Linked DNA regions of Mus musculus: all the other regions are linked to region 3. A link is a loop called in an ENCODE intact Hi-C map of the cell type or tissue named here. Cell type or tissue: left cerebral cortex. All regions are shown on one strand. Region 1 holds the start of Btbd8 (BTB (POZ) domain containing 8). Region 2 overlaps Btbd8 (BTB (POZ) domain containing 8). Region 3 overlaps Btbd8 (BTB (POZ) domain containing 8). Region 4 holds the start of Ephx4 (epoxide hydrolase 4).

Evidence for each region. Peaks named below come from ENCODE experiments on the same cell type or tissue, not always from the same donor. Only the 100,000 strongest peaks of a DNase experiment are listed, where the experiment ranks them.
Region 1: it touches region 3 in a loop (4-fold over the local background); 3 of 42 quality-filtered maps call a loop at or near these places.
Region 2: it touches region 3 in a loop (4-fold over the local background); 3 of 42 quality-filtered maps call a loop at or near these places.
Region 4: it touches region 3 in a loop (8-fold over the local background); 4 of 42 quality-filtered maps call a loop at or near these places.

Annotation. Positions count from the first base shown.
Region 1 is chr5:107,433,772-107,441,771 of GRCm38, reverse strand. It overlaps Lpcat2b (lysophosphatidylcholine acyltransferase 2B), which reads right to left. Exons shown (of 2, transcript NM_027599.3): 2 at 6,733-8,000. The coding sequence ends at 7,415. Btbd8 (BTB (POZ) domain containing 8) reads right to left here and starts at 3,842. Exons shown (of 18, transcript NM_001378266.2): 1 at 3,627-3,842. The coding sequence starts at 3,775. In left cerebral cortex, CTCF peaks have their summits at 3,206 and 7,579 (motif pointing left); DNase peaks (open chromatin) are centred at 3,203, 3,619, 3,920 and 7,572; H3K4me3 peaks cover 1,494 bases; H3K27ac peaks cover 1,757 bases.
Region 2 is chr5:107,444,344-107,452,343 of GRCm38, reverse strand. Btbd8 (BTB (POZ) domain containing 8) reads right to left here. Exons shown (of 18, transcript NM_001378266.2): 2 at 6,287-6,481; 3 at 159-355. Among named protein-coding and RNA genes, the nearest start is that of Btbd8, 10 kb to the right of the region's middle. In left cerebral cortex, no CTCF peak of the experiment used is centred here; DNase peaks (open chromatin) are centred at 1,878, 3,354 and 4,282; H3K27ac peaks cover 2,629 bases.
Region 3 is chr5:107,493,155-107,501,154 of GRCm38, reverse strand. It overlaps Btbd8 (BTB (POZ) domain containing 8), which reads right to left. Exons shown (of 18, transcript NM_001378266.2): 10 at 5,102-5,284; 11 at 4,282-4,419; 12 at 3,305-3,434; 13 at 1,067-1,128. Among named protein-coding and RNA genes, the nearest start is that of Gm33885, 26 kb to the right of the region's middle. In left cerebral cortex, a CTCF peak has its summit at 6,189 (motif pointing right); DNase peaks (open chromatin) are centred at 1,797, 2,142, 2,694, 3,432 and 1 more place; H3K4me3 peaks cover 3,722 bases; H3K27ac peaks cover 3,466 bases.
Region 4 is chr5:107,401,930-107,409,929 of GRCm38, reverse strand. It overlaps Ephx4 (epoxide hydrolase 4), which reads right to left and starts at 6,417. Exons shown (of 7, transcript NM_001001804.2): 1 at 6,155-6,417; 2 at 3,813-3,898. The coding sequence starts at 6,379. It overlaps Gm17202 (a long non-coding RNA gene), which reads left to right. Exons shown (of 5, transcript XR_389494.4): 3 at 4,317-4,759. In left cerebral cortex, a CTCF peak has its summit at 4,173; DNase peaks (open chromatin) are centred at 6,217, 6,639, 7,166, 7,413 and 5 more places; H3K4me3 peaks cover 4,577 bases; H3K27ac peaks cover 6,253 bases.

The DNA of each region.
Region 1 (8,000 bases), 59 kb after region 3:
GCTGCCTTGTCTGGCCTTGCTGGGATTGGAAGCACCTAGCCTTGCAGAGATTTGAAGTGTCAGCATGTGGGTATAAGCAGAAGGCCCCAACCAGCTCAGAGAAGAAGCGGGGTAGTTGAGGGGAATGATTGTTGGAGGGTGTGACTGGGAAGGAGGCACTGGGTGGGATGTAAAGTGACTAAGTAAAAAAAAAAAAAAAAAAAAAAAAAGATCAAATTGAAAAATACATTTACTAAGTGTGATCTTTAAAGACGTTTAAGCATCGGTTACAAAAACAACGGGAAAGGGAGCTCCTGGCTTCGCTCCGAAAGGCAAACCAACTGATCCACGGGGGGGGGGGGGGGGGGGGTGTGCAGATTGGGTGTGGGAAAGAGCAAGGGGCTTTTAAAGCCGAACCCCACATCCTCCTATCTGACTCTGCAGTTGCAGACATGAAGGTGAAAAAGAGGCAAAGAACGTATACAGACCCTAGAAGAGGAGAGCCAACTAACAGGCAAATTATCAGCCGTTAGCTGGGTAAAGCGGGACTTGAAGCGAGGAGGACAAACCACCTTACAGTACAAACAGATGATGCCAGGAGCCTGAGCTAGGTGGGGTCCATGATGGCAGAGAGGAGGAAATGAAAACACGTGTGGGTAGTAACTGGCGTTGGCTGGATGTAGGAGTGAAGGTGAACAATCTCTGGTCTGGATAGATAACCTGGGCTCTGGTGATGCCACCAATCCTTCATCTGTACTTGCTTGTCTGAGCTCTCTTCAGCTCATCTCTTCAGATGCACGTCTAGTTGTCGTCAGGATACAGCCTCCCGAATACTCATATATACTTCTTTTTCAACTGTCCTAGGATTTGGAGCTGTTTCCTGTTCTTCCCTGTCTCGGCTCGCCCACATATATTCACTCAACAAACCTGTAACTTTTCCATTTCCACTGCCAGCATGTAGCCCTCAGCTACCATAAAATCTCTTACCTGGCTTGTTTGTTTCTAATTTCTCTTTTCCCAAAGTCAAGATCTCAATGTTAATTCTATTTCTTGTTTGGTTGGTTGGTTTTTGTTTTGTTTTGTTTTGTTTGTTTTTTTAGAAACACCAACAGTTCTCTGAACTACCCTCAGAATCCATCCCAAATATTTAAGTACACAAGAATGCCCTATTATAATCTACAGTCTTAACCTATCTACCTTCACATTCTGTCATTTTGTCTGCCATAACCACAAATATCTTCAAGATAAAACAATCTGCCTTAGTTAGGACTAATATTGCTGTGGTGAAACACCACGACCAAAGCAACTTGGGGAAGAAAGGGGGTTTATTTTACTCAGTTCTATGGACTAAAAAGCAGTGAGCACAGGAACTCAATCAGGACAGGAACCTGGAGGCAGGAGCTGATGCATAGGCCACAGAAGGGAACTGCTTGCTGCCTTGCTCAGCCTTTCTTATAGAGTGCAGGACCACCAGCCCGGGGTGGCACCACCCTCAATGGGCGGGACCCTCCCCAAACAATAATTAAGAAAATGTTTACAGCTGGATCTTGGAGAGGCATTTTCTCAATTGAGTTTCTTTCCTATGACTCTAGCTTGTGTCGGATTAACATAAAACTAACCAGGACAGGCTCAAATCTACTTATATGACCTTGGCTTTTTATCATAAATCTCAATACTTTAATCTCATCTGAACTGGATTGTATACTAAGCTGACATTAGCTTCATGTGCTAGTTAAGCAAGGTAACTTCTGTGGAGAAATTGTATGATAATCCAGGTAGCAAGTGGTACCTTTAAGAATGCACAACCCCCAGAAGGAATATTGAGATAATATACTTTTCCTCCCCAGAAGCCCATCCTTCAGTGCAGCCACTTGCAGCATGATGACATTGTGACAGCGCAAGACAGCGCAGAGGCTCCTCCATCTCATATTCTTGCTGAGGCCATTTCAGGTTTAACTAACATTTGGTTTCCTTGATAGAGAATCCCACAAAAAAGTTAACCAACTCTATTGTAGGAATCCAAGGTCAACAGATTCCAGCCAATTTAGCTTTTTTGTTAAACTGCCTACTGTGCAGACCTCCCCTCCAGTTAACTGCTCAAGTTCTGTTACAGTGTTTGCTTGTGCAAAATTCCCCCTGCAGCTGCACAATACAGGGGAAGTGGCTTTAAAAGCCCCTCACCTAAATGCTTGGGAGTACACTTAGGTCCCAGCCAATAGGAACAAATACTTTCAATTGGCTAGAAACTGTGTCTGAGTAGTCACCACTGGCAAATGGGCTCCTCTAACAACAGAAACCTGCCTGCTTTTCTGAGTCCTAACTCAAAGCATAAGGTTTTCTTTTCCTTTCTATCCTTTTCTTTTAGACACTGGCCCATACACTCTGGACTTTCTCACTGTTCTTTGGAAGTAGCTCACACATCACACAGCAGCTGTTCTCCACTGGGTAGCCTACCAGCTTTCTTAGACCTGATATAAAAGGCACGGCTTTCTCTTCCCCATGCTTCCAGGCAGCTGATAAGACATGTAGCTTGCCTATTGACTCTGTTTTTAAAATCATTTTATTAATGAGACTATGAAGACTATGAAGAAGAGGACCTCAGCTTTTTTTCCCGATAAACATATGAGCTCAACGTGAAGATCCCCAAATTTCCACAGTTGTTCACAGTAAGATTTGTAGAATAAAGCCAGGTGTGGTGGCAGATGCCTCTAATGACAGGCAGAGGCAGGCTGATCTGTGATCCTGGTCTAGAGAGTGAGTTCCTGAACAGTCTGGGCTACATTGAGAAAAAACAACCCAAAAAACAAAACAACGAAACCCAAATAAGCAAACGAAAGTATTGTGCAATAAGAGAGAAATGATCCAGAGGTTAGCAGCATTGCTCTTGCAGAGGGCCTGGGTTTGGTTCTCATCACCCACACTATTATAGAAAGAATACGCATTCCCAGTAAGAAATCACTCCCGCACTTATCACAGGTCTGCGTATGGCTAATTAATGCCTAAGGAAGAGCTGGCCTTGAGTAAATTTTTACTAACTTATATACACACCTTAGGAGATGCATTTTCATATATGCCGTCATCTTTAAATCGAGTTCCAGCCCCAGTCTGCACTTTGAACAATTTAAATAGAGACAGGAGTCTGCAAGTCTGACCACTTGGGTGGATGGGAGGTTTGCACAGCAGAGCTATTGCCAGAATTATTTTCAGTACAGCAGTATGTGTTTCCCCCACTAGTTGATGGCCGGGTTCATCTTGCCCACCTGTCAGAATTATGCCTTCCCTGCTAAGAGCATAGAGGAATTAATGGTAGCTGTGACCCTGAGCTGCCCCGTTAAAGGCACACGGTTCGGTCCTTCATGTCAAGAAAACACTCGTTTTCCTAATTGAATAATTTTTCTTCCAACTTTTTAAAGACATGGTATGTGTTTCAGGGTCTGGACGCAGCCCGAACTCAGCAACAGCCACTGCCGGTGTGTGAACCTTAGAAACACTGGTTGCAACGCATCGTGTAGGTCTAATTTTTGTCCTCCTTCTGAGTGCCTAGACACCGGTTCCTTGGGTCGGGCTGAGCCTCCTTGGGAGGGAGGCGCCCAGCGAGACTGCAGCGAGGCGGGGAGGGAGTGAGCAGCGCTGCTCCCGCCTCCTACCTGAGCACGTCGCGGCTGAGCTGCTCCGACACCGCCGCCTTCAGCCGGCGCCGCTCCCCGGGCCCCTTCCTGGGCAGCCCCTTCCTGCCATGCCCCGGGGAACTCAGAAGGGCCACCGGGGCCGCACCTCCCGCTCCACAGTGGGCCATGTCGGCCGCAGAACCCCGGTGCCAGGCCGCGCTGGACCGGTACGGGGGCGTTCCCGAGCCCAACAGCGCGCAGCCGAATCCGCCCCGGAAGGAAAATTCCCGCCCCCACCTAGTTTGCAGCCGGTCCCTAAATGCTGCGGACCAGGCACCGCGCGCCTAGGACTCAAAGCCCGTAGCCACGTGACCGGGCGCTGCTGCGCAGGCGCACTCGCTCTGTTTACATTGGCCTGTTTGCGCCCTCCTAACTGACCTGAAGGGAAGGTCCCCAGAGCTGTAATCTGTTCTTTCTTCTTACTGGTTGGTGTTAAGTCAACCGTTTAATGAGTGTTATGGAGAAGTGACTTGAAATCAATGTGAGAAGAATTTGTATGTGTTCTTTCTGGGGTGTCTGCATCCTCTGCCCTCTTTATGAAAGATGGGGGTTGGGGGTAAGGTGGGGGATGGGATCACAAGAGTTTTCCAGTAGTGAGTATTAATGTCCTGAGCAAGGAGGTAGATAGGCATAGTTGGTATAGCACAAGTTATATTTTAGTATGCCGAGGGTCATCACATAAGGTTCATGCCCTAAATTCCTATGGTCCCAAGGCCATCTCCCTAAGGCTGCTTAACTGGGTGATGTATCTTAGCTGAAGGTTATATAAGGGTCCATGATTCGCCAAGGAATGATACCTAGGACTCAAATAGTATGTAAACACAAAGAGTGTTTTATTCTACAGAAGTCCAGCATGCTGGGGTCTCCCATTACCAAGACAGAGACAATCAAGTGAGCTCGCAGGCCTGATTTAAGCACATTAGGGGATTCTGGGATAGATAACCTTCATCTTGCTCCATCTCTAAGAATATTCCGTTACCAGGGTGTGGGGGATGGAAACTGTTGTTGACCCTTTGCCCTTGCTTCAGGCCAGGTGGCAGGACAGCTTCTGATGGCAGGGCAGTTTCTGACCAGCTGCCTAAAGCCAGGGTTTTTTTCTAGTAACTGACTTGCCTGGGCTTGCCTGGATTTGCCCAGTTCTTAGGCCTAGTCTCCTGGACTGCCAATTTGAAGCCTGTCATGGAGTCAGCCTGTATCAGACGACTCTAACAGTCTTTGATTAAGGGTCAGGATCCTGGGAGAGACTCTCCAGCCACAGGGCAGACTCTTAATCTCTGTTTACATTCTATCTACTGGCGTCAACGGGATTCTAGGGCTGTGTCTAATTATCTAAGTGGTGCCACTAGGTTTTGGTTATCAGGTGCAGCCTTGAGTTCAGTGGAATTCCTGGCTAAGCTATTTTTACAAATCTAAAATGCATGTTTTTTTGTTTTGTTTTGTTTTGTTTTGTTTTACTGTGCTCATTACACCTACTTAGCTTTGAGGAATAAATGATTTGGATTAAGAAAATGTGAAGGGCCAGGCGTGGTGGCACACGCCTTTGATCCCAGCACTTGGGAGGCAGAGGCAGGCAGATTTCTGAGTTCGAGGCCAGCCTGGTCTAAAAAGTGAGTTCCAGGACAGCCGGGGCTACACAGAAACCCTGTCTCGAAAAACCAAAAAAAAAAAAAAAAAAAGTGAAGGTTAACCCTCTCATGATTCACAGCTTCCTGTTTTCATGCCTAACTCCACTGCCCCATCTGGTTTCATATCACAACTATTAAGTTATCTGCCATTTTTTTGAGGGCTTCCCCACCCCAATAGTCCTTAAATTGTAAGGCTTTTATACTATTCTAAGTCGAGCGTGTGGCTCTAAAGACTCCAAGCTAGGATCTGCTTTTATTAATGCAAATGTGCGATATGTCAGGCCCAAATGAAATTCCATCTCTCCAAATTCTGGTGGTTAGACAAAAGTCCAGCATTCCTCGGGAACTTGTGAAGCCATTTGTGGTGTGTGTTAGCATACCAAAGTTCATGTTGGCCTCCAGGCTCCCTCATTATCACAAGTACCTGTTACATATTTCAGAGTTCGTGTCAACATGCTGCCCTTCTTACCTCCTCCACAACAGTAAATGTCTCCAGCTCATGGGCTTACCCTGCTATTTTGGCTATGCTCTCCCCCCACCCCACCCCTGCTTTCCCCCACCCTCTTCTTTCCTACTTCCTTCCCTCTGCTCTCCTTCCTATCTATCAATCTCTCTATCATCTATCTATCTCAGTCATCTATCTATCTATCTCTGTTGTTCCTGCTTCTCTCAAGCCCAGTTTCAGTCTGCTGATCATGTTCAGCCTACCCCTCCCCCTGCTCTAGACTCTTCCAGATGCCTCTAGCTGTTCTCTCCCACATTTCTGTAATAAAACCTTCCCCTTAACCATGCCATGCCATCCATTTATAAAGTGTTCTTATTTCTGCACCCAAGTTACCTCCATATATATTTTCCCAATTCCATGCATTTACATGCAAATTACGTCATTACATTTTTTTCTTTACAGCTAAGTAAATTTCCATTATGTATTGTCAGGTCCAAAGGGTACCCTAAAACACCCCATAAGGTCAGGCCCCTGGCTTGGTCCAAAATTGAGTCTAAGTTCAGCTCAAGCTGGATTGTAGAAATATTTCTGTCACTTAGATTAAATATTTCTCAGGAAGTTGTGAACTAGATTCCTTGTAAGCCAAAAAGGAGTCATTTCCATTGCCTCTGGTAGAAGTGGTATAGTTCTCTATTGACATACATCTGTGGGATCCCTATCAGCAGATCAAAATCCATCCAGGCTCCTACAGTTCCCTATTCACAAGCACCTGGTATAAATGTCAGTATCCATACTGGCCTCCGAGTCCTACTCACCCCCCACAACCCCTCTTCCTGCACTGTGCTAGTTTCTAGGCTATTGCAGCTCACAGGCTTCCCTCCTCCTGGATACCCATCCATTCTCTCAGAAATCCTAGGGAGTCCCAGTAGAGAGCCACTATATAATACCTGGAAAACCAGGGCCCCCTTCTTGGAGTTCTTAATTTCATGTTAAAATAATTTAAGAATGAAAACAGGAGCTTGAGGACAGTTTATTATCAATGAAAAGGAAAACCCCAACGCAAGCTGTAAATCTTTTTAAGTCTAAGTCTGTTTGCTTGGTTGTAAAGCCTTGTTTCTGCTTCTTATTTACTGGGTGGATGGGAATACAGGCATATGCCATTGTGCCCAATGAACATTATCTTAAGGGAGGGAAAGGCATTATAATTCCTCAAGCATATTTTACATATAATATCTGTGTGTATTAGTTTCTGTCAACATGACACAAGCTAGGGCCATTTGAGAAGAAAGGACCACAACTGAAGAATTGTCTCCATCAGACCAGCCTGTGGACAAGTCAGTGGTACATTTTCTTGAATACTGATGTGAGAGGGCTTAGCTCATAGTGAATGGTGCCTTCCCTGGGCAAATGGTCCTGGATTGTATAAGTATGCTGAGTGAGCCACGGGGAGCAAGCCAGTAAGCAGCACCCCTCCATGGTCCCCATCTCTACTTCTGCTTGAGTGCTTGGCCTGGCTTTCCTCAAAGATGGAAGCCCTTACCCAAGTTGCTTTTTCCAAGACAGTATCCATGTTACTTAGAGTAAAAACCACTGAGTTTTTCCTCAAAGGATAATTTTTATTTAGTTCATCATTTCCACCTAAAAGTTCTTTTCCTGTTTCCAAGGATGCCTTGAACATCTTAATATTAGGGAAATGTTTATACTTCTCTTGGTAATGAGTATATATAGGCTGCCTGGAGATCTATGTATGAATGAAATAATTTGGCATATGCTGGATGCTTCAGGGCAAACCTCCGAAAAGTTCTGTATGAAACCTGATCTGAATCCTTGCCAGCCATCTGCTGGAAGAGTGTGGAAACATCTAGGTCTGGCACTCCGAAAGCTGCCTGAAGCATAGTTGTCAACTCCCGTTCTGTTACATAACCATCCTCATCAAGATCAAAAAGTTTAAATGACATTTGCAGAATCTTCTCCGTATTGGATGGGTTGCACAGGACAGTTAGACCTATCACATACTCTCGGAAGTCTATGGTGCCATCCTGATTCCTGTCAAAGAGAGAGAAAAGCTGTCTCAAGGGCTCTGAAATTGGGAGTTTTAAATAACGTGAGAATGCTTCAATTCCAATCTTGCCTCCTTTTGAGGAGACCGCAAACGAAGCATATTGGTCCAAGTGCTTGTGGATGTTGTCCCAATCTAATTTCAATTTCTGACTGATTTTTGTAAATTCCACCAAGCCAGCTTCCATGGGTAGTTGAAGGGCACCCGCAGATATCATCAGTTTA
Region 2 (8,000 bases), 49 kb after region 3:
AGGGAAATGGGAAGGTGACTGCAGTATGGCCTCCCCTTTCCAGGCCTCTTAAACAATCAAGGCCTGGCAGAGCAGCTCCACAACATGCTCTTCGCTATTACAGAATATATCTCAGCACATGGCTGTAAAGTTTTATGAAAATCCAACAAACATCTCACCCTTGGAAATAAAGCAGTCACCTCCACCAGTAATATCCTCTGGAATTTCACCTTTCCCAAGAAAACAGTCAGACGAAGTTCTATACCGCGGGAAGCTGACGTCTGGCCCCTTTTCTGGCATTAAGCTTCCCACTTTCAGTTTTTTAACAATTTCCTCTTCATAGTTTTTTATGTTTTTGTTTGATGAATATACAATCCTAAAAGACAAAATATAAAATATTAATTAAAATAAAGGTGATTTTTTTTTTTGGTCTTTTTCTCTGAGACAAAACTCCTGTGTCCCACGCTGGTTTTGAACTCGCTATGCTGCAGAGAGTGGCCTCCATCTCTCACGTGCTGGGGTTATGGCTGTGCAACACCACATCCAGGGCATATGGTGTTGAGGATGTGGTAACTGCTTAACATGTATAAGGCCCTGCAGACAAAACAAAACAAAAACAAACAAAAAACCAGGACTAGATGGCCTGGCTGGCAACTTTCCTAAACTCTTTAAGAATTAAATCTTTCATAATTTTCATGTACAAAAATGTAGAAGAAAAACATGTCCCAACTAACTTTTGACATCCAGGATTACTGGGTTAAAGCAGACAAGGTAAAAAAGACCAAAAAAAAAATCATAAGAAAAGAAAAAATTAGCCACTTCTTATGATTAGTATAAGAAAACATCCTCAGCTGGGCACAGTGCAGCGCACCTTCCCATCACTGGGGAGGCAGAGGCAGGAGGAGCTCTGTCTACACAGCAAGCTCCAGTGCAGCCAGGATTGCACAGAGACATTCTGTCTCAAAAGAAGGAAGGAAGGAAGGAAGGAAGGAAGGAAGGAAGGAAGGAAGGAAGAAAGAAAGAAAGAAAGAAAGAAAGAAAGAAAGAAAGAAAGAAAGAAAGAAAGAAAGAAAGGAAGGAAGGAAAGGGGGGAGGAAAAAAGGAAGAGAAGGGAAAGAGGAAGGAAAAAAGGAAGAGAAGGGAAAGAGGAAGGAAAAAAGGAAGAGAAGGGAAAGAGGAAGGAAAAAAGGAAGAGAAGGGAAAGAGGAAGGAAATGAGAAGGAAAACATCAACAAACTGACAGCTAACTGCACCCAGCAACATAGGAACACGATTATACAACACAACCAGTGAAGATTTACTTCAGGAAATCGGGAGTGGCTGGACAAGAGAAAGTCAGTATTATTCACTGTGCAGACAGAATGAAGGACAAAAGCCACATATGAGGCTGATTGGGTCTCTTGGCATGGTTGTAATTTGTAAGCGAGACTGTAAGAGTGGAGGGGGACTTGCAGGATTTAAGACGAGAGGGGCTGGGAGCTGGCTCAGTGGGCAAGAGCGCTTGCGCACAAGCATGAGGATCTGGGTTCAGCTTCCCAGAACACACATAAAATGACGGCATGGCGCACAGTCCTCTAACCTATTGGGGGATGGAGACAGTTGCATCCTGGGTGTCTGCTGGGGAGCCAGCCTAGCCAAACTGGCAAACCTCTGATTTAGTAAGGAACTTCATCTGAAGCGAGTAAGGTGGAGCGCTATCGGAAAACTTGTGCTGCCCCTCTGGCCCCTGCAGACACAGGTACATGCACACTCATGTGCATGCTGCACAGGGCCATCTGGGAAAGCCAGAGTTGGTCAAGAGGGAGGGAAATGAGAAAGCACAAACAAAAGCCTTGCTTGTGGTTTCTGTGGGAGGGAATGAGCAAGATGAGGTGGCACCTGAACAGGATTAGGAATCATTGTGGGCGGGCATGTGAGTAAGGGCTGATCTCTCACCATCTGCTACCTGGCCTGGTGTTTAGAAGAGAGCGTTGGAAAAAAGAAGGTATGTGGCTGTGTACATGGACTCATGACTGGATGGCTTACAAATGAAAGAAGTATTTACAGGCAAGTCATTTGCTACATGTAGGAATCAGCTAACCCTGGAAGGGGCAATCTTTCCTCTGATATAGTAAGAAACTAAGTGAGACTCCAGAAATCAAAGCATCAAGAGTACATGGCTAAATGTTGTAACTATAATCTCAGAAATATTTTTAAGGATACATGGCTTCAGCTGAGTGGCAGCTGCTGTAACCTCAGGCTAGAGGACCACCTGAGCCCAAGAGCTCACAGACAGACTAGGCAACTTAGCAAGATCGCCTCTCAATAAATAAACTAATAAATTAAAATAAATACATAGCTGGCGTTTGTATCTCAGTGGTAGAATGTATGCTTAGCATGAACAAAGCTCTGGACTAAATACCTACCCAACATGCAGAAAACACAGCTAAAGAATAATCTACTACCCACTCCCACCCTGAGTAACAAGAGCCGTAGCAGAGAGAAGAGGAGTTTCTGTCCTGGGCCTGTGCTGAGCCGACTGACACTTTATGGTAGCAGTCCTAGGTTACTAAGGCCAAACTGAACTCTGAGGTCCTTTTTCTTTCACGTGCGTACACATACTCTCACACTAAGCACACTGTTAAATCTTCTTTGAAAACTGAATATTGCTTTATGATCTTAAGGTAAACTTGAATTTAAGGTGATTCAAAAGCCCGGTTTCCAAAGGGCAGATGAGTCAGTGTTTCAGAGCTTTGTTTTATACTCAGAGTGCACACCACAGACTACAGAGTCCAGGATGCAGGAGAGAGTTTCAGTAGCTTCATGAATAAAGTGAAGCGCCTTACAGATGATTGCATTTCATGTCACAAAACTTCAAAATGCTATCTTACCAAATTTTTTCTTTAAAAAGTCTGAATCAGGGCAGCTGTGATGGTGCGTGTCTTTAACATCAGCACTGGTCGGCAGAGACAGGTGGAGCTCTGGGAGTGTGACTCCAACCTGATCTACATAGCAAGCTCCAGGCCAGCCATGGCTACACAGTGAGATGCCGTCTCAAAATCAAATAGAAAACATAAAAGGAAAGAATGAAAAATCTAAATCATTTTCTATTATAATATGCCCTTTAGGCTTTATGTTAATGACAAATTTCAACGTAATCTACTAAAAAACAAATAGAGGCGACACATCATAAGCGCTTTCTATATGCAAAGCAGTAGCTGAGGTGGCTCATGAAGTACACATTGTCAGACAATCCAAGTTCAAGGAGCTTGCATAACCACAGACCCACCATGACTACTTAGCATGAACAGAGTGTGATTATGGGATAAAGCACAGAACCAGCTATTCTAGCTTCCTTATCCGAGCTGAGAAAACTGAAGCTGAGAGCAATTATACAACAGGACAATGCACAGGAGAAGGCAGATGTCTCCCTCCAGCCCTGTCCTCAAGCGCAGAGCTTCCTTCACACCCCCATACACTGAGTCATTCTAGAACTCACTATGCAGAGCAGACTGTCCTTAAACTCACAAAGATCTACGTGCCTCTGACCCACAGTACTGGGATTAAAGGTGTGTCCCACCACAGCTTGCCTATTCGCTATCCCTTTTTTTTTTTTTTTTTTTTTAAAGATTTATTTATTTATTTATTTATTATATGTAAGTACACTGTAGCTGTCTTCAGACAGCTACAGAAGAGGGCGTCAGATCTCATTATGGGTGGTTGTGAGCCACCATGTGGTTGCTGGGATTTGAACTTCGGACCTTCGGAAGAGCAGTCGGGTGCTCTTACCCACTGAGCCATCTCACCAGCCCTCGCTATCCCTTTTTAAAAAAATATATTTAACTATATTATTTTAAATGTATGAATGTTTTGTCTGCATGTGTGCCTGTATACCATGTGGGTGCCTGGTACCTATGGAAGTCAGAAGAGGGTAATAGATCCCCTGGAACTAGTTAGGATGGTTGTGAGCCACCATGTATATGCTTAGAATTGAACCCAGTTCCTCTGCATGAGCAACAAGTGCTCTAAACCACTGAGCCCCCGCTACAGTTCCCTTCCCTATCACTTTTAATGATGGCAAATAAAAGTTAATATTAATGTGATCTCTCTGTTTCCCTGTTGCGTAAGCTCTGGCCTACTCTCAGGCCTTTCCCTTCTTCCTTCCTTCCTTGTGAATGTCACTTTTATCTCTGACTTGTTGTCTCAGATGATGGGATAAGAGCCGTACCCAAGCTGTGCAAATACACAGCTTGGGCTGAGCCCAGAGCGCTTCTTTCTCTAACTATCCTGGGTCTAGTCCTGGAAGCTTCTAGCCTCTGTACAATCTAATCTTCCAGGATGACTAATTAAATGCAGCTTCTCTTGGCTTCTCACTGAATTGCTATGCTTGGCCTCATACTACCTTTGGCAATCTGTTCTAATCTTCTGGCTCCTCATTCCCTGGCTCGTTCTGTCTTCATCTGTGTCTAGCTTGGTCTCTGCAACCTGTCTCTGTACAACTATCCTGGTAAAACTGCTACACACACCATTCTGTCTGTCTGTCTGTCTGTCTGTCTCTCTGTCTCTCTCTCTCTCTGTGTGTGTGTGTGTGTGTGTGTGTGTGTGTGTGTGTGTGTGTGTTCCCCACCCCCACTTGTCTCTAGTAGCCTCTCTTTCCTGTGCTGTTCTTGTGAGAGCTGGGCATATCCTATCTCTGACTCATGCTGTCAAACCTTTCTCTGATTCTATCTGTCCCTCAACTAGACATCACTTTCAAACTCCGCTGTTTCCTTCTACAAACTAACCTTACCTTCATTGTTAAAGATTAGAGGTATGTACTAAGGGCATGACTAATTCTAGACAGATAACACTGTAATCTAGGGGTGTCTGAATTCCAGCTAGATCATATAGACCTAGAAGGTCTTTGGATGTAATCCCTTAACAGAGCAGCCAAATTGCTGGATTAAAATTCCTCTATCCATCCTTCCATCCAGTTCATTTGTTCCTCTCTTCCCTCCCCCCTTGCTTTCTTTCTTCCCCCCCCCCCCCACCTCCTGGGAACATAGTTTCTCTGTGTAGCCCTAGCTGTCCTTTCAGTAGACCAGTAGTCATTCAGTAGACCAGTCTGGCCTTGAACTCAGAGATCTGCCTGGATCTGCCTCCCAAGTGCTGGGATTAAATGCATGCACCACCATGCCTGGCTTCCCAGGATTTTCTTTTAAATGTACAGTCCACAGCTGTATTTTACAGTGTCTACTGCTGTGAATAATATCCATTAAATTTTGTGCCAGACCACCGTGTTAAGGGCATTATAATTATCTCCTTTAGGTTTAAGATGATTCAATGAGGAGTATTTCAGTATATGTACTTTTTGGATAAGGAGTAAATATAAGTGGTCAGTACAAGTTCATAGAGTTAGATGTGGTAGATTCAGCTTGACTACCAAGCCTGTCCTTACCACAACTGTGCTGTGCCAGGGGAAAGGCATACATTTTTAAGTTGATATTTGAACTCAATGACAAGCTAGCTAGCTATACCATAAATAAATAAATAAATAAATAAATAAATTTAAATAAATTATAGTTACAATGTGTTTAAAGTATAGGTGCTTCACATTAGAAACAACAAAAACAAAGCAATTGTTAGAGCTTAAAATGAAGAGCCAACAGCAAAATAGAGGTGGAAAAAGGCGCCTACCATCAAACCTGACAACCTGTTTGGTATCTGGAACCCACATGGTAGAAGGGAAGAACCTCCACAGCAAAGCTGGTCTGCTGGTGTGTGCAGGAGAGCTGAGGAGAGGGGGGAGGGAGTGAGGGAGGGGGCCAGAGAGGAGGGGGGAAGAGAAGGAGGTGGGTAGAAAAGGAAACTACCAGGAAATGCAGAATTCACTTCTCCCTCAGGACTGGTTTTTTCCTTTCCCCTCTGCTTTCTGGTACTCATTCAGTAGACCAGGCTGGCCTCAAACTCACAGAGGTCTGCATGGATCTGCCTCCCAAGTGCTGGGACTGAAGGCATGCACCAGGATCAAGTTCTTATTCATTTATTTATTCATTTGAGACAAGACCTCATTCTTCAAGCATTCATTCATGACAGAGTCTTTGTATGCAATCCAGACTGGCCTCAAACTTGTGATCCTCCTGCCTCAGCCTTCTGATGCTGACTCATAGGCATATAAACCACATCCAGCAGTGCATCAGTCTTGAGTTTGCCAATACAAAGCCTCAAATATTAACAAAGCCATTTAAATGGAAAGATTTGACTAGAGTATGGACATAATGAGAATATGCACATGCATTTTTAAAAAGTCAACTGTTTATCATAGTTGAATGTAAGATGAGGCACTTACTGTAAAAATGCTTTAAATTCTGAAGCTTCAACACCATCCACAGGAACAAGCTCATTTGTTAGGTCACTTGATGTGTGTTCAATGATATGGGAATGAAAGCCAGGAGCTCTGGCTAACAAGACTGCCTTGTGCACTTTGAACAGCGAGCCACTGACAGAAAGAATGGTGTCTGTGTGGATTTCCTCCCTTAAAAGCCTGTTAGGGAAAAAGGTTACAGTTGGATTAGTGATGCTAAAAACAGGTAACATGTTTAAAACAACCTGCATACTTAGAAATGCAGTCAAAACAAAGAGGATTTATGAAAGAAGTAAAAACATTTAAAATATTTTCTTCATTCTAGTAATAAAACGTATTTTCTGCCCTGTCCTGGCTAGTTTTATGTCAACTTGACACATACTAGAGTCATCTGAAAGAAGGACCCTCAATTGAGAAAATGCCTCCATAAGATCCAGCTGTAAGGCATTTTCTTAGTGATTGATGGGGGAGGGCCCATTCCATTGTGAGTGGTGCCATCTCTGGGCTGTGGTCCTGGGCTCTACAAGAAAGCAGGCTGAGCAAGTCATGGGCAGAAAGCCAGGAAACAACACCCTCCACAGCCTCTGCATCAGCTCCTGCCTCCAGGCTCCTTCCCTGTTTGATTTCCTGTCCTGATTTCCTTCAGTGAGGGACAGCAATGTGGAAAGTGTAAGCTCAATAAACCCTTTTGTTCCCAACTTGCTTTTTGGTCATGGTGTTCCACTGCAGCAAGAGAAACCCTAAGACAGCTGCTAACATTGATTTTTCTTTAAAAATGTACCTTCTTAAGTTTTATTAATGAACTAATTGTTCAAAAATCATACTAAAACTCAACCAAAACTGTAAACAGTCAACACAACAAACCAGACACAACATCAGACAATCCAGATTAGTAACTAGTAACAGCGGGGCAGTGGTGGCGCATGCCTGTAATCCCAGCACTTGGGAGGCAGAGGCAGGTGGATTTCTGAGTTTGAGGTCAGCCTGGTCTAAAGAGTGAGTTCCAGGACAGCCTGGGCTACACAGAGAAACCCTGTCTTGAAAAACAAAAACAAAACAAAACAAACAAACAAACAAAAAACAGAAAAGAAAAGAAAAGAAAAGAAAAGAAAAGAAAAGGAAAGAAAAGAAAGAAACTAGTAACTTTGTTCTGTTAATGACAAAGTCTAAAATGCAGCCTTGGATGTCAAGGACGTGACACCTGTTTTGCCCTTTCTCATTCCCACCCAAAGGAATCAATCATGTTCTCATCTATCATTAAACGACAGGCTCGGGACGTAACCCATTTGAATCCCTAGTGTATATGCATAGTTATGGCAAAGCCCACTGATTACATGTCTACATAAACTGAAAAATAGAAAATAACAGAAAACATAATCTATTCATTCGCTTCTTCGTACTATGTATTTCTTCTCTCTACCTACTTAAAATACTTTATTTCACTATGCCAAATCACCAGTATCATCAAGGTATGGGTTCTCGGAGGATTTCTGTGTTGCAGGATATAATTGGCAATCACACCGATGGACCATGGGAGGACCATGTACTGGGAAAGATATCCATTACAGTGAAAGCTTGGCAAGCTGCCTGAGACACTGACTCCCCTAAGGGCAGGCTAATGGCTCCTCTCTCAGTCCCATTATACAAGGTCCACACCTCTATTACAGCATTTCTGTCATTGCATCATTATTTTTATGTG
Region 3 (8,000 bases):
CCATGACTCTCACTTTATTAGATGTTAGATGGTGTAAGGGCTCAGGACATGATGCACAAGAGGACTCTGAAACACTCCAGAAAAATGACAAAATTCTCCATTGTCTGGGTTTCCAATCAGAAATATGGAGGGCTTGATGCCTCCTGTTCTAAGCCAAGAGAGCTATGTCCTGGCTGCAGAAGTTGTAGTTCCTAGCTAGTGGGCGATAAGGAGGGAGGAAACAGGATTCTCTGCCAAACTTTCAAGGGCAATCTGTTCTTTACATTCTAAATCAGAACATTGAATAATTGAGTCCACAATATCATTAGACTATGCATAGATTAGTATAATTTTGTACTTACATATTTTGATGACATGAATAGCCATATAATAACACTTGGAAGGAAGAAAATATATTTCACACTATAATAAAGTCATCAAATATTTTTTTTAAAAGGAAAAATAGCAGAATACACATGTTACTCTTTTTAAGAATGGAGTGCAGTCACGTTACTCTATCGCTTTATTGCACAGTGGCTCTCTAGACCCCTGGGAAGCTTGTCATGTTGCAGTCACTGGGAGGCAGTCTTTTTATATGTCTGACCCCATGCCCTCAAGCCCAGGGCATTACCGCTATAATTACTAATTATAAGTACTTGACTACTTTTAACACTATATGAAAGTATACCAAATGAATACAAAAATAAAGCACACTGTGCTCTTAACACCACTTGCTTCTTTTTACCCTGCAAAGAGAAACCTGGAACAATGAGCCTTCTCTTGTGACAAGGCTGGCTGACTAAAAGCAGGCACCAAACTGAATCCTAGATGTCTTAACAATTCCTCACTTATTGGAACAGTGCCAATACGTTATCTGCCAAAAAGAACTTCAAGGAAATTAAAAAGGCATATATTTCCTATGCCAAATGAATTTGGGACAGTCACATCATTTAAAATGTATATATTAAATGCTCAGTTGTTATTTCCTCTTAAAAATAGCTTCAACTAATAAACATGAATTTTGCATTGTAGAATAATATATTTGCATCGTGTTCTCATTGGCACCTGCGCCGTGCTGGAAGTGTACCTGAGAGCTGGTGAGCACAGGCTTCCTGCCAAGTCTGCGGTCATCACCTTTGTCAAGTGCAGCTATAAACAAACAAAAAAATATAAGAAACATAATTATTAGCAAAGAAGTGCAGGATAATAGAAAGCTAGGAGAAAATGCTATATTTTGATAGAAATTTAAAAATAAACAAACAAACAAACCACTTGAATCCAAAGCAGCACAAACTATTTACCATCACATTTTAAAATAAAGATACTTCAATCTTACTCTGGTCCAGAAAAGTTCATGTTCTTAAAGCTCATAAATGAAAATGTAACATTTAAAAAAATGTTCGTTTAAAAAAGCTGGAATTTTTACAAGCTGTAAATTTTTAAATAACCAGTTTTATTTAGTTTCTAAATGTCAAGACAATATTTTATATATAAATTTAATATGAAAAATATCCAATTACTCTAGGTATACTCTGCTGAAATTAAACATATTTTCTGGTTTTACAATTGATTTTGGGATTGTAGAAAGAGAAGAGAAACAGATGTTGTCCTCCCTAAACATAAAGCAGGAAGCAATCGTGCAAGTCGTCTCATTCCTACTGAGCTAAGTAAAAACTCACTTTGTAAGTCAGGTTTACCTGGGAATTACTGAGAGGCTCATGTTTGTCCTTTTAAAACTAGAACTGGAACGGCACCAGAAAGATGAAATAATGTGACTCGGGTCTAGTCTAGCTCAGAGTTTCAGGGCTTACAGTGCTTGACGGTTTACTTTGAAGAAGGAATTTATTTGCACATATCATTTCTCAAATATCCATGTATTTAGTAAAGCAGCTATCAAACTGCTTCTCCAGTCTCTGTTCCATGGATACATGCTGCCCGGCAGAGCAAGCAACCCTGGAGACAGCAAGGACTGATTTGCAGCAGTCAGATGACGGCATAATAACACACAGAAATTAATAAAAATTATCCAGTCAGGACCACAGTAAGAACCTCAGAATGTTAGAACAAAGGTGACCCAAGGCAGTAACTACGCACAGGTCAGGACTCCTTACAGGTCAACATGCTTGTAATTTGAGAATTACCCTAATGCAGCCTAACAACAGGGAAGTACAATGCCTAACCGCACCACACTGGCAGTTTGTCCAGGTGTGTAAGCATGTGCAAGCATATGGGTTTCTAATTGCTACTATGAGAGATTACAGAACACTGGAACTCAACTTTGTTGTGAATTCCTCTAAAAAGGAGAAAAACAAAGTTTGCTGCCAATCAGAAGCAAGCTCAAAGGACGCCTGCTGAAGGGATGCTGACCTTTGCTTCTTCACCTCAGACTGTGGAAGGAAAGCTGTGTCTGCAACCAGGAAAGTGTTCAGTCTCTAAAGATCGATGATTTGTATTACACGAATAAGGGAATATCCTTGAAAACTCTTGTTTAAATTTATTACATCTAGTTGCTTTATAAAGCAGGTCTAACCATGACTATATCACTTAAGAATTTGACAAACCTGAGGTATAATTTGTCCTCCTTGCATTCCATGTTTTAGAGCACTAAAATGTTTGTTACATAAAATATAAAAAGTGGAACTGCTGAACGTGGCGGTTATTTCTGAGGCACCTGCTTTAACCTAAAAATAGTCACGGAGCCATTTTAGCTCCACACCCTCAGAATTCTATTTCAACATTTTAAAGCACACACCCTTTCTGACAGACAGACATCTTCTGTTTAATGCTAATGTTTCAATCTGCTTCTATGAAATGTCAGAGATCACTGTTTGGCTCCTGAGGGACCCTCCGCAATAGCACACAGTGCATCCCTGAACCAATCAATTGTGAAATAAAGCCATCTAATCTCGGCAGAAGCACAAGGGAAGGTTCTTGTGAGAAAGATGGAAAGCTTCAGTAAAATACACCTTCCAGGGAGAAAGTAAGCTTCCAGGTCTGACTGTAGAAATTGTGCCCTTTCACTTCAAGCTCCCACAAAGATGCTTGTATTTATTTTTTTAAGCAAATGTGGCTAGAATATTGTAGCTAATATATAGAAGGATTAAAAATTGATAATTACATGCAAAAGAAATAAGTTTCATTTTCTAAGAACAGCACACAAAACATGGTTTCTCCAAGCTGCCTAACACATCGCTAGTTTTGGGAAGCACTCCATTGCTGAACAGAAGCTCGCAAATGCTAATTAACTAGCATTCAGAATGCCTTCAAACTATCTGCTCTCACAAAGACCATCATCTGAGGATAAAAACCTCGAAGAACAACATACCTACTTGAATTTTCTGCTGATCATCTAAGTGCATCAGTTTCCAGCTTCCTGTGTGACGAACAGCATAGAAAGACTGTACCAGGAAGGCCCACAGCTTACCACGCACAGCTTGGATCCTGCACGTAAAGCCCTGTGTTCCAGCAACAAATCAGCAGCTGGTGAGCCACATTGTCATAGCAACCAGTCATTATTCCTTCCCGAATCTACTTACTCCTAAGCTACATCAATGATGTCATCAGTTACATTTCTAAGATCACTGAGTACATGCTATTTATGCAGGCTTACTCATTAACAGGGTTTTATAGTGAACAGGAAGCTAGATGCTACTCTAAACTACATGTTAAAACATCAATGGGGTTTTTATGAACACCTTCCTAAACCTTTTCATATCAACTATGACATTGCAAGGTCAAATACTCTATGTAATAATAATAAATCTAATGAAACATTTTATCATTCTTGTAGAATAAAAAATGCCAATAATTCATGATTATCTTATTGTCACTGATTAACTGCATTTAAAAATAAATGATATTTACATTTTTATTTTTCTTACTCAATGTAATTTAAAAAATAAGATTTATTTTGAAAAAAAGAAATTACTAATGCCATAAAAACATTAATTATTAAAGACACTAAAATATACACCTTATACATACAATTTACTGTAATTATCAGAGAAAAATACCAAAGTTGCATTGTGTGAGATAATATTGCTAAGTCCCAAGCTATGCTTAGAATTAAGGAGCCAAATTGCCAAATTCTAAACCTTTATTAAATGCTAATTTGAAGGCAAACATAACTGATAAAAATTTTATTAGTAAATATTCCAAATATATATAAAAAGCTGTATCAAGCCCAAGGTGTCTAGTACCTAATTTCAATGACCTGTGTGACATTTAAAACTGCATGTACAACTGAAAATCTTAAACATTTCCAATATTACATATGTTAATGAGTTTTGCTGCATTCAGTACCATTTCCTTTGTGCTTTCAGAATTCAGTAACGTGTCCAGAGCCATAAGGAGAGAGCAACTATTTTCAGCGGTAATATTGTCTTCAATTGCTTTAAAAATTTTGTCCAACAGATGAGCTGTGCTGCTCATTGCTTGTGACTACAAAACACAGAGTTTGACACTTAATGAAAGAGATGTAAAACACACGAGAAATGTTAGTGTTTAGTGTGACAGCAGCGCAGCTGCCATGGTGGCTACGTAGCATCACCTGAAACTGTAGTCGCCTTCCGTATCTGCTTGAAAAACTGCATGGGCATGATCACTCCCCACTCCATGCACACACATGTACATACACATACACACACACACACACAGACCCACACACATGCATAATACACGCACACACACAGAGGCACACCACACACATATGTGTGCACAGGGTTCTCAAAAGCGAATACAGCCATGATAATAGAACCAGGAAATAAAGACAGCATCTTTACTCAGTAACTAATTCTAGAGAAAGTGGCTCCTTATTAAGATGGAGTTTTCAAGAAGCACTATCTTTACAACATGGGCCTCTAAAGTGTAGCCATGGTGACTGAGGGCTCCAGCTGGCCCAAGGTACACTGTGCCTTGCCAGGGCACTCAGCCTGTCCCTCCTGCCTCTCCTCTGTGAGCCACAGCACCCTGTCCACCACTGCTCCAAATCTGCCATCTGCTGTGGAGGTTACTCAAGCCAGAATAATTTAATCAGAGGCAACCTGACTTTAAAAATGCTTATGCAATTAAAACCAAAACACAAAGACAGGGCCGACCAGAGCATACACTCTAGACACAGTACCTGCAAGAGAAGAGTGAAGTTCTCACTCTCAATGATCTGAGAGAAGTTTTCAACAATAAATGTCACACACTCTTCTTGGAGCTGGGATGCCATCGACAGGGCTGCTTCTGTCCACTTTACTCTGGGTAAACCCATGATCAGCCTGTCACTTTCCATTAGAAGAAAAGCAGCATTCCCATGATTCTAGAATGTTAGAAATACTTGGAAAAATTAGCTGGTATTATTATTCATAAAATAACTTTCTAGACAAATCAAACAGAGGACTGCATAGTGAGCCCAGCAGCAGCTCAGCTGCCTGCCCCTTGTAGCAACAGGAGTCATCTTAGAGAATATCAGCAGGAGGGTCAGACCGTCAGCTCAGTTGTAGAAATGACAGATTATGGTTCTGAGCTATTCAGCTGTGGGATGGGTTTCTCGCACAGCAATAAAATGGAAGACTGAATACTTAGCTTGGACCTTCTCTGAAACATTGAGAACTTAACCAAGGTATTTTCTTGGTTAAGTCCTGATCCTTACACAGACACCACATTCTTTCTGAACCTATTTCTCTCCTTTAAGCTCTTAACTCAAACAAAATTATTCAAATATGAACATAACATATGTATGTTCAATGTCTGCTTTTGCTCACTGCTGGACTGCAGGGCCTACGACTACTGGGTTAATACAGAAACTTTATGATTACTGGATTTCTACTATGACCAGATTCTGAGGTTATATAATAGATTTTTATGGTATTTTACATTAAACCCTTAAACCTTAAACTTTTTATTACTTTTAACAATAATTCATTAAAATGCATATCGTTTCAATTGTCTTAACAGAATAAACATACTCTGCTAGGTTGGAAAAAAAAAAATCCAGTAGTTAAGGGCACTTGTTCCTCTTGCAAAGGACTTAGTTCAGCACCCATATGGTGGTTCATAAATACCCATAACTCCAGTTCCAAAGGCTCTGGCACTGCCTTCTGATCATCACAGGCAACACGCGCACACACACGCTTTTTACTTATTTATTCTTGTTTTATATGTATGGCTATTTTGCCTTCATGTATGAGTCTCCATCACAACATGTAGTGCCCTTGGAGACCAGAAGAGGGCATCAGAACCCCCAGACTGGAGTGACAGATGGCTGTGAACTGATATGCTGCACTGGGAACTGAACCTGGGTCCTCTGAAGAAGAGCTGCTGCCTGGACTGTGGAGCCATCCTCAGCTCTCGTTTTCCTCCTGTGATGGCGTCCTGAGCAGCTGTACTCACTGAGGCTGGGGGAATAACCTGCTGTGCTCTTCTGTTACTTGTGGAGCCAGCCGCATGTAGCTATGCAAGCAAGTCTGGCAGGTGCTCCCTACTGCTTACTATATATACACTGGTATGTTCAGTGGCAGTAAGATTGAGTATAGTAGATAGCCTAGCTTGGAATCTATTAGGAAACTAAAATATGGACATGCTAAAGTGATAACAGATGGTACAGACTCCTTCCATACTGATCTGAATATTTGATGAACCCTAAATGTTAAATACCTTCAAGTACAAAGTAAAAATGTAATACTTCTAGACCAAACACAAAATTTTAATTCAGGGTAATACGATTCAAAACTCAAAGTGAATATAAGGTATTATGAGGAGACACTGCCCTGGGTAGTTGCCCTTGTTAGTTGTCCTTCGTTTGTTTTGCTATTATTGTTCTGTTTTTGTTTTTGTTAACCTGACACAAGCGAGAGTCATCTGGAAAGAAGAAAACTCAACTGAGAAAGTCTCTCCACCAGATTGGCCTATGGCTATCTTCTTAATTAATGACTGATCGGGAAGGCCCTCCTTACTTTAGGCAGTGCCACCCCTGGGCAGATGGTGCTAGATTATAAATAAAACTGACATGACCCTAAACATCTAAATATCTTAGAATGGCAGCAATGTATTTTAAATCTGCTTTACCTTGTCATTTACATCCAGCCTGTTTTTTTCTGTGAAATTGAGATAACAGTACCTGTCTTATACTAAATTTCACAAAAATAACATGTGACATATGAACCATACATGACTTATGGGTACCACTGGTGTAGTAAATAATGTTTCTACTGAACCAAATTACAGCTGGAGTAACTCCCTTCATGAACAGGAGTAACTACGCAATAATGCAGAAAGCCAATACAAAACAGTAGGTGACAAGGCCCTTCGTTGGCTGAGACACAACATTTAGATGACATGAGCGGCACTTCATGTCATTTCCCAGCTTCCCCTGCATTCACCCTCTGTGTAACATGGTCTCACGTTACTACCCATGCTTAGTCAGAGAGACGGGGCTGATTAGGAGTGTATGAGACAAAAAGAGAAGCGGGGGGAGGGGGGAAGAGAGAGAGAGAGAGAGGAGAGAGAGAAGAGAGAGAGAGAGAGAAGAGAGAGAGAGAAGAGGGGGAAAAGGAAGTGAGAGAGGGAAGAACAGAGGGAGGGGGAGAGGGAGAGAGACAAAGTGGGGGAAGGAAGATAGAGAGGGAAAGACAGACAGACAGACAGACAGACAGAGAGGCTTAAGCAGCCTTTATAAGTGATGATATGGCTTGAAGGCCACAAGAGAATACAGAAGGAAAAGGAAAACTTAATTGAGAAAATTCCCAGATCAGATATGCCTATGGTATACTTTCTTGATTGGTAACTGTGTGGGAGGGCCCAGCTCAACTTGTATGAGAAATGCCACCTTTGGGTTGGAAGTTCTTCCTGCTGCTGTAAGAAGGCAGGCTGAACAGGCCACAGGGAGCAAGCCAGTAAGCAGTTCTCCTCCATGACACCTCTCTGCATCAGCTCCTGTCTTGGGTTCCTGCCCTGACTGTGATGGAGTGATGTATGGAAGGGTTCCCCCCCTAAGCTGGTTTTGGTCATGACCTGGATTGTGTGGTGATTCTAAC
Region 4 (8,000 bases), 91 kb after region 3:
GTTTAAAAGACTTGATGTGATCACCTTGTCATGTTTACTTTGCTATGACCACCTTGCACCATGTCTTTGTTTCAGGTGGTTGTTATGGCCAACTTATTATGTTTATATTCTGCTCCTGTTACGCCCCCTTAGTTGCCTGCCAAATCCCCGTTTGGAAACTCTCTACTTCTGAGCTATAAAACCCTTTATCTTCCCCATGTCCAATACTAATCTCTTGAACCTCACCTTAGGGGGAGATAGCCCATGTACACAAATAACAGAAAAAGCTGTTTTAATTAATTTGGCCATGATTTTTGTTGGTAGTCTTTTACCTCTCATCTGTTGAATTAACATTTGGAGGTCCCAGCGAGATCAATTCCCCAACCTAAATTTGGAAGTTGGATTTTTTCCCTCAGAACTTCTGGGACTGGAGCATCTCCCTAATGTGACTGGGCACACTCCAGGGCCCTGGAGCATGCCCCATGCCCACATGCCTTCAGTTCGGCAGACTGCTTAAGCAAATGGCTGAATCAGTAACATATGACTGACGGGTGTGTGTGTGTGTGTGTGTGTGTGTGTGTGTGTATCAGTAGAGGAATTATTGCTAAGGCTCCTTTCTCTCTTGCTGAGAACCCTCACCTCTCAATGGCCAGGTGAGAGGGAGGCTTGGAGTGATTAACTTTTATTGAACCAGGAAAAGAAAGTCACACTTGTTCTAAGAAGGAAAACTTTTACCCAAGCAAATATGCATAGACACAGAAACATTCATACACACATTTACATTTTCATTAACATTCTCATTTACACATTAACACATTCACATTTTTGTTGGACCCAACCACCTGTCTCATCCATTCCACAAGTATTCATGCATACTTGCATACACACACACACACACACACACACACACACACACATATGTATATATATGTGTGTGTGTGTAAGTACATATATACATATATATATGCATTGCATATACATATATACCTACATGCATACATGTATACATACAGCTTAAAGATTTACTTTTAAGTGTGTGTGTGTGTGTGTGTGTGTGTGTGTAGGGGCACGTGCATATGAGTTCAGGTATCTGTAGAGTCCAGAAGAGAGTTTTAGATCCCTTAGAGCTGGAGTTACAAGTGGTTATGAACTCTCTGATGTGTGTGCTGGGAACTTAACTCAGGTCCTCTGCAAGAGCAGCAAGTGCTCTGAACTGCTGAGCCATTTCTGCAGCTGCTACCTTGGTTTGTTTGCTTGGAGACAGGGTCTCCCACTAGCTGGAATGGACGACCTTGAACCCTGTGACCTGTGTGCGCCTGCCTCCACATAGCTGAGGTTTTAAGTGTCATGCCTGGCTCTTTTACATGGGTCCTGGAGCTTGAACTCAGGGTTTTGTGCTTGCACAGAAAGCACCTACTCAGCTCCTCCCAGTCTGTAAAGAATAACTGTAAATATCCTTTTTTTTGGAATACATACATAGTAACATATTTGACTCACATTTCAGCCATAAACTAAAACAGAAATGGCTGCAGTAACAAAACATTGTCCCTGTCGCACATCACAGAAACAACCCTTACCACACTGAAACAAGACTATTTTCATACCCTTGGGGGGGGGGTTGTTTTGTTTTGTTTGTTGTTGTTTTGTTGGCAGTGGTTTTGTTGTTTTCCTGAAATGAGATCTTGTTAGCAGCTCAAGTCTGGTACTGCTATGTAAACCCAACTGGCCTCAGGCTCCTTTGTCTTGGCCTCGCCATGCTGGGAACACAGACATGTGCTGCCAGCACGCCTAGCTTTTCTGACCGTTTCAGACAATAGCAGAGATCATGCAGAAAAGCAAACACCAAGACAACCTCTTCCCTTATCATTTCTGTTAGCATATTTCAGGATCCTGGTTTCCCAGGCAGGACACTGCGGTGTTGGGCATCCTGTCTGTCCTCCTCTGAAAAGGTGACACCACTGCCTCCTTTGTGCTGAGCTCAGGATGAGGAGCCTCTGAGTGAGTCTCTGCCTGGGAGTGTTTACACAAGCATCCCAGGCAGCTGGAGATGGAGGCAACTCACAGAAATTGCCTGGGTCAGCTTGAAATATTTTTAAAAGAGATGCAAATTGAGGTAGAGGGAGAGAGAAAAAAAATCCTTTGACAAACAGCCATATTTTGGGCTGATTTAGCTAAAGTTCCCACAGATGTGTTATCTTCTCTAACACTTCCTCTGGATTTAAGGCGGCAGATGTAGAATCCTATTGCTTTTGTGTCCCTGGCAGATGTAGAATCCTATTGCTTTCGTGTCCCGTGTGATAGCATGCATTAACTATTGCCCTGATAGTAAGTACATAGATTGCTGCTTCTCAGCTGTCTCGGGTAACAGTGCTAAATCTACACAGCACATTACTATATGGTGCTTCTGGATTTTAAAAATTACTGTGTTCTTTTTACTTTTCTTTAGTTTTGTGTCTGTGTGGTTGTCTGCAATGTATGTGCAGGCACCTGCAGAGACCAGAGTGATGCTGGATCGCCCGGCTCGAATACCTGAGCAGTGGCTGCTTTACCCAGTGACATCTTCCCAGGCCCCTAAGGGACAGATTTGGAGTACTGGCTGGGGTGATACGAAGGTAATTTGATTCTACTCTCACAGCATCTCTGCAGAAATGTTGTTGAGTGATACATAGGGTCCTTCTTCTATTTGACTATCCTGCATTGTGATAAAACATCTGGACCGTAGCACTTGGGGAGGAAATAGTTTATTTCATCTTACGGTTCCGGGTAGCAGTCTACCACTGACTGGAAGTCAGGGTTTCTGCTTCAGCTCTTTCCCTGACTCAATTTATAACTTGAAATTTCAGAAAATTGAAACTTTAGACTTTTTTAATCTTCAGAGGAAAAAGCATAGTTAGGGATGGTGGTGCACACCTGTAAGCCTAGCACTTGGGAGACTGGAGAGCTTGGGTATGAGTTCAAGGCCAGTATGGTGGTTTGAATAGTATGGCGTATACACTCTTGTGTTTGAAAGTTTGGCCATAGGGAGTGGCACTATTAGGAGATGTGGCCTCACTGGAGGAAGTGTGTCACTCTGACGGTGGGCTTTGGGGCTAAGCTCAGGGTGACACACAGTTTTTTTCTGTGGTCTGCAGCTCCTCCAACACTATGTTTACCTGGACTCTGCCATGCTTCCCACCATGATGCTAATGGATTAAACCTCTGAAACTGTAAGCCAGCCCCAATGAAATGTCCTTTATATAAGAGTTGCTTGGTCATGGTGTCTCTTCACAGCAACAAAACCCAAACTAAGACAGCTAGGCTGGGCTACACAGCAACAGCTGATCTCCAAAAATTAGGGTGGTTGTATATGTATGTATGTTTTTAGATTAGGAGCAAAACTATTGCTGTGACTTCAGGGACATTCAGGAGATTTCACCCTGTGAAATGATCTGCCTGCCGTTTTGAGAAAGGGATTCCATGATAAGTTCTACATTTAGAATGTTTGCCCCTGTAAAACTATGACATTTAACCGTGGTCATAATAGAGTTAGATCTGACCTCATGGGAGTAACCTCTAATTTACCCTCTGTTGCTTTCTTGCCTTTCCACCCTCTATCATAAGATCATTCAACATGGCAGCCCACATCGGATCTTGATCTTGGACCTCCCAGCCTCCAGAACTAAGCAAAAACCAAAATAAAACAAACAAACAAACAATAACAACAATAACAAAAACACCACCACCACCACCAACAACAACAACAACAAACTCTATTCCTTTACAGCAGCATCAAATGAACTGAGCCAGAATCTTAAGTGTTAATGCGAAAGAAACAAGTTAGTTGGTAAATTTACCAGAATTCTGGAAATCCATGAAGCAGCAGCATGAGCGGTTTGCCCCTTTCTCCAGCAGCAACATAGTGAAATCTTAACCCGGAGTCCTGAAAGTGGAAGAGTATGGAGTATGTGATAGCAGGCAACATCAAACTAAGACATTTAGTATTTCCCTGTTACTAAAAACATTCTCGCTTGAATTACTTTAATATCAAGAAATAAATATTAACAACATATTATCAATAGAATAAAGGGACTAATTCACCTTTGTGGGTATTCCCTTTGGAATACCCCTTACTTGCTCTGTTACAAGGTCTGTGTATATATTTTGAGCTTCTGGAGCAATGTTACAATGTAGCTTTCGTCTTTGTGAGGTGTGACGTTTTATCCCCTGCAGGATACATAAATAATTCTGATCTGAATTTCAATGTTGCAAAGTGTATCTCACATATTTTTTTTCCTCAGTTGCCTGTCAAGAGCTGCAGTATCACTTATGTAATTCACACCCCCTTCTCTTATTTTTAGGCATCTCCTTCCCACACTGCGATCTGAGTGTTTCATATACGCTCTCCTTTCCTGCCTGCTCCCTCTGTCACATCTGTGTTTCTAACAGTGGACTATATCAGTGCCCAAGACTTCACGCCACATTTGGGAGATGACTAACCCCAGAAAAGGAAAGGACTGGGAACAAGAGAAGAATGCTGCAGACATCAAGGATATGGGAGCATAGACAAGAAAGGAAGAGAGAAAAGCTAAATCCCTGCAAGTATGAGGGGAAGACAGCACAAGTCAAAGCTGGCCATGGACTCTGTCTCTGGCGTGTCATTGCCCTTGATTCCACCACCTTACTAAGAAAACAAGGCCCAAGGGCTGAGGTTGCAGAGCAGTGGCAGAGCATTTGCCTTTCAAGCATGAGACCCGAGCTTCAGTCCCCAGCACTGCCGTCCCTTCCCCTAAATGAGGTCCAAGTAAGTCACATAAGTCATGAAGGTCATGGGAGTCATGAGCGGGCTAAGGATGTAGCTCAGTGGCAGAGCACTCGCCTGGCATGACCAATGTGTCCCCCGGCGTCACTAAATAAACAAGTTAAGAGGAATGAAGTATACAGGTGACTAGAGTCACCACTATTTCTTCCTTCTGCTTTTGAGGGGAAAAGAGAGTAATTCTGAGGAATCCAGGAAGAGTCATAAGCTGTGTTTCATCCTTAAGTTGGACAGAATTAACAAATGTGACTTGGCTGTTATCTTTTAAAAATTATTTTAGTGGTGGTGAGTCTTGGAAGAATAAAATGCCAGGGCCACCAGATTGGATTTAATAAAGATTTTATCGCACTGGGTATATGCCAGGTTGATAATTATAATGATGAATTATAAATTATACTAAGTTATAGGTCCGTTGGCCTATGTTTTCTTCTCTTTTTCTTTGTGGTTCTCTTCCTCCTCCTCCTCCTCCTCCTCCTCTCCTTCTTCTCGAAACATGAACATACTTAATTCTCACATCAGTTTCAGGCTCCTTTTGCCTTTCTGAATCCCAGTTGCTGGGGAGTTTAGCTGCTGATTAAACGTCAGGCAGGACTCAGTAACACAAATATCTCCTTGTATGTTGCCTTTGAAAGGCTTGTGAGTCAGACTGTAGGTCGTATCACAGAGACTGTATCACTCCACCACCTGGCATCAGGAAATAGACCGTCTGTGGGCTGTGACAGAAGCTTGGACGAGGACGGACAATGAAAATCTGTTGGCACGGTTGACACTTTTATTTAAGCACAGAGAATGGAGCTTTATTAAGAAGTGGGTACCTACTTTGTATTCCATTCTCTCCTATTTTTGACTTTTTGCACCTACTTCCTTCCTCACAAACACAAACCATTTCTTATCCTTTAGTGCTGCCTAGGTCATCTGAGATTAGAAATGACTTTCCAAAGAACTGTCCACTCCCTCCATCTCAAAATCTGGACAGCAGGGCACCGCCAGGAGCATTATCCTGCAACTGATCTGAGCCCTAAAAGGCAAAAAAGGTAACAGGAGATAGCTTCTCCTTGCAGTAGGAGAGGGAGCAGAATTATTCTGAGTTGCTTCAGCAGGAGGAGGATCCAGTTAGAGAAATTTCACGTTCTGAAACACGCACCTCCCCCCCTCCACACACACACATAGGTTAAGGAGAGAGTGGAAAGCCATGATACTGACCCGCGGAACAGCCCCTGGCCAGGTCCCTCCTGCCTCCCCCTGGGGTCCTCCGGGTGCCCGCAGCCATCGGGACGCATCTAGGAACAATCGGCCCGGCGCCCTAGGCACCGCGGCTTCCAGGGCTCCCCACCCGCGTCCCTCTCCCTCCCCTGTCTCCAGGCCCGCGTCGGCCTTCACCTTGATGCGCACGTAGCAGTGAGTCCCTAAGGAGGGGTCGTTCAGGCACGCCGGAGGGTTGGCCCGGGCCGCCCGGCGGAAGGTCTGCGCCGGCGCCCTACCGATGCTCCACAAAAGTTTGAGCAGGTGGACGGAGGCGCACAGCCCGCAGTAGCCGTACACCAGGGACCAGTAGAGCAGGGCGCGCAGCGCGGGCAGCAGGCGGGGCGGGCGCGGCGGGGCCATGGGCGCCTGCGGGAGCCGAGCTGCGGCGTCCCTCCCGCGCCCGCCCGCTCGCCCCGCACACGCCGCGCGCCCGGGCCTCGGGGACCGCGCAGGGCGAGGCCCGGGCTGTCCTCCCGTGCCACGTCGCTAGAGCCGAGCGACATGAAGGCGACGCCGAACGCCATCCCCAGGTCCTGTCGAAGCTCCGGGCTCTGAACAGGTCCCAGCGCCCCGGTCCCAGAAGCCGCAGACCTTTTCCCGGATGTGAGAATCGCGGAGGGCGGGAGGGACTTTTGTACTGAACTGTGGTAATTATTTCTTCAGGTGGGCATCCCTAACACAATCTCTTACAGATATTAACTGTTTCTTAACTGAGTTCAAAGTTACCAAACACCCCAGCCAGAAAAAGCAAAAAGGCACTTTACACCAAGGCACAAGCAATCAATTAGCTTGTCCCTACCCTTAGCAAGGACTCCTCCCTCCTCCCTCTCTTCTTAATGTTCCCCTCCCCCTCCCTCCTCCCGCCCCCATTGGTGTAACTCTACAATAGTTTATCAGCCCTACCCCCACCCCGCCCCGTTAAGAAACATTCATTCTTCTTAGTCTTCCTTTACGTTCCTGTTTCCCTTCTCTTCCCTGACCTCCCTTGTGTGTGTGTGTGTGTGTGTGTGTGTCCGTCCGTCCGTCCGTCCGTCCTTCTAGAGATGCAGTTACAGGTGACTGTGCACCCCTCACCTCCGGAACTGAACTCAGGTCCTCTGAAAAAGCAGCCAGTACTCTTAACTGGTGAGCCATCTCTACTCATTCCTTCCATCTGAATAGCTTAGGGCTGTTATAAGTGTATCTACATAAAATGTTTCTGTGTGAACGTTTTTTTTTTCCTATTTCACCTAGAAATGAGACAGTGGGATAAGGTGGGTAAGTGTACCTTTGGCTTTCTGCGACAGAATCAAACTGGCTTCCAGAATGACTGCTCGGTGCTAGAGGTGTTGCTTAGAGCCTGGGTCCCATTCTTTAAAGCACTGTGTACTGAACTCTTAATTTCATTTGTTCCAGAGGTGCAGAGTGAACCCTTGATTCTCAATAAGAGGCACTATCTTCCGGAAGGAAGGAGCTGCCTGAGGGCAGAGCATGGGGGAGGGCAGCTGGGGAAGTGAATGTTTTAGAACAAAGTTTAATGACACATATGTCTGAATATGCCACAAAGGCTACCGCGTTATTACTGTTAATTACTGTTAAATAATGAATAAAAAGAATAAAGCCTACATTTATTTCCTAATGGCGAATAGTACCAGGCATCTTCTGTGTGATCACATGTCACTCAGCTATACTTTTCTCGACAAAGTGTCTATACAAATCTTCTGCTTGGTGTTGATCCCTGCCCCACCCCCATGGAAGCAGGGGTGGTGGGCCTGCATTCACTAGCTCTGGGCTATATCCACAAATGCTTTTGTTCTTTGGGTTGTTTTTTTTGTGGGGGGGGGTTGCTTTTACAGGCTTTATTTATATATTTGTGTATACTTATACATACATATGTATGTGTATAGCAATACTACTCAGCTATTAAAAATAATAAATTTATGAAATTCTTATGCAAATGGATGGATCTGGAGGATATCATCCTGAGTGAGGTAACCCAATC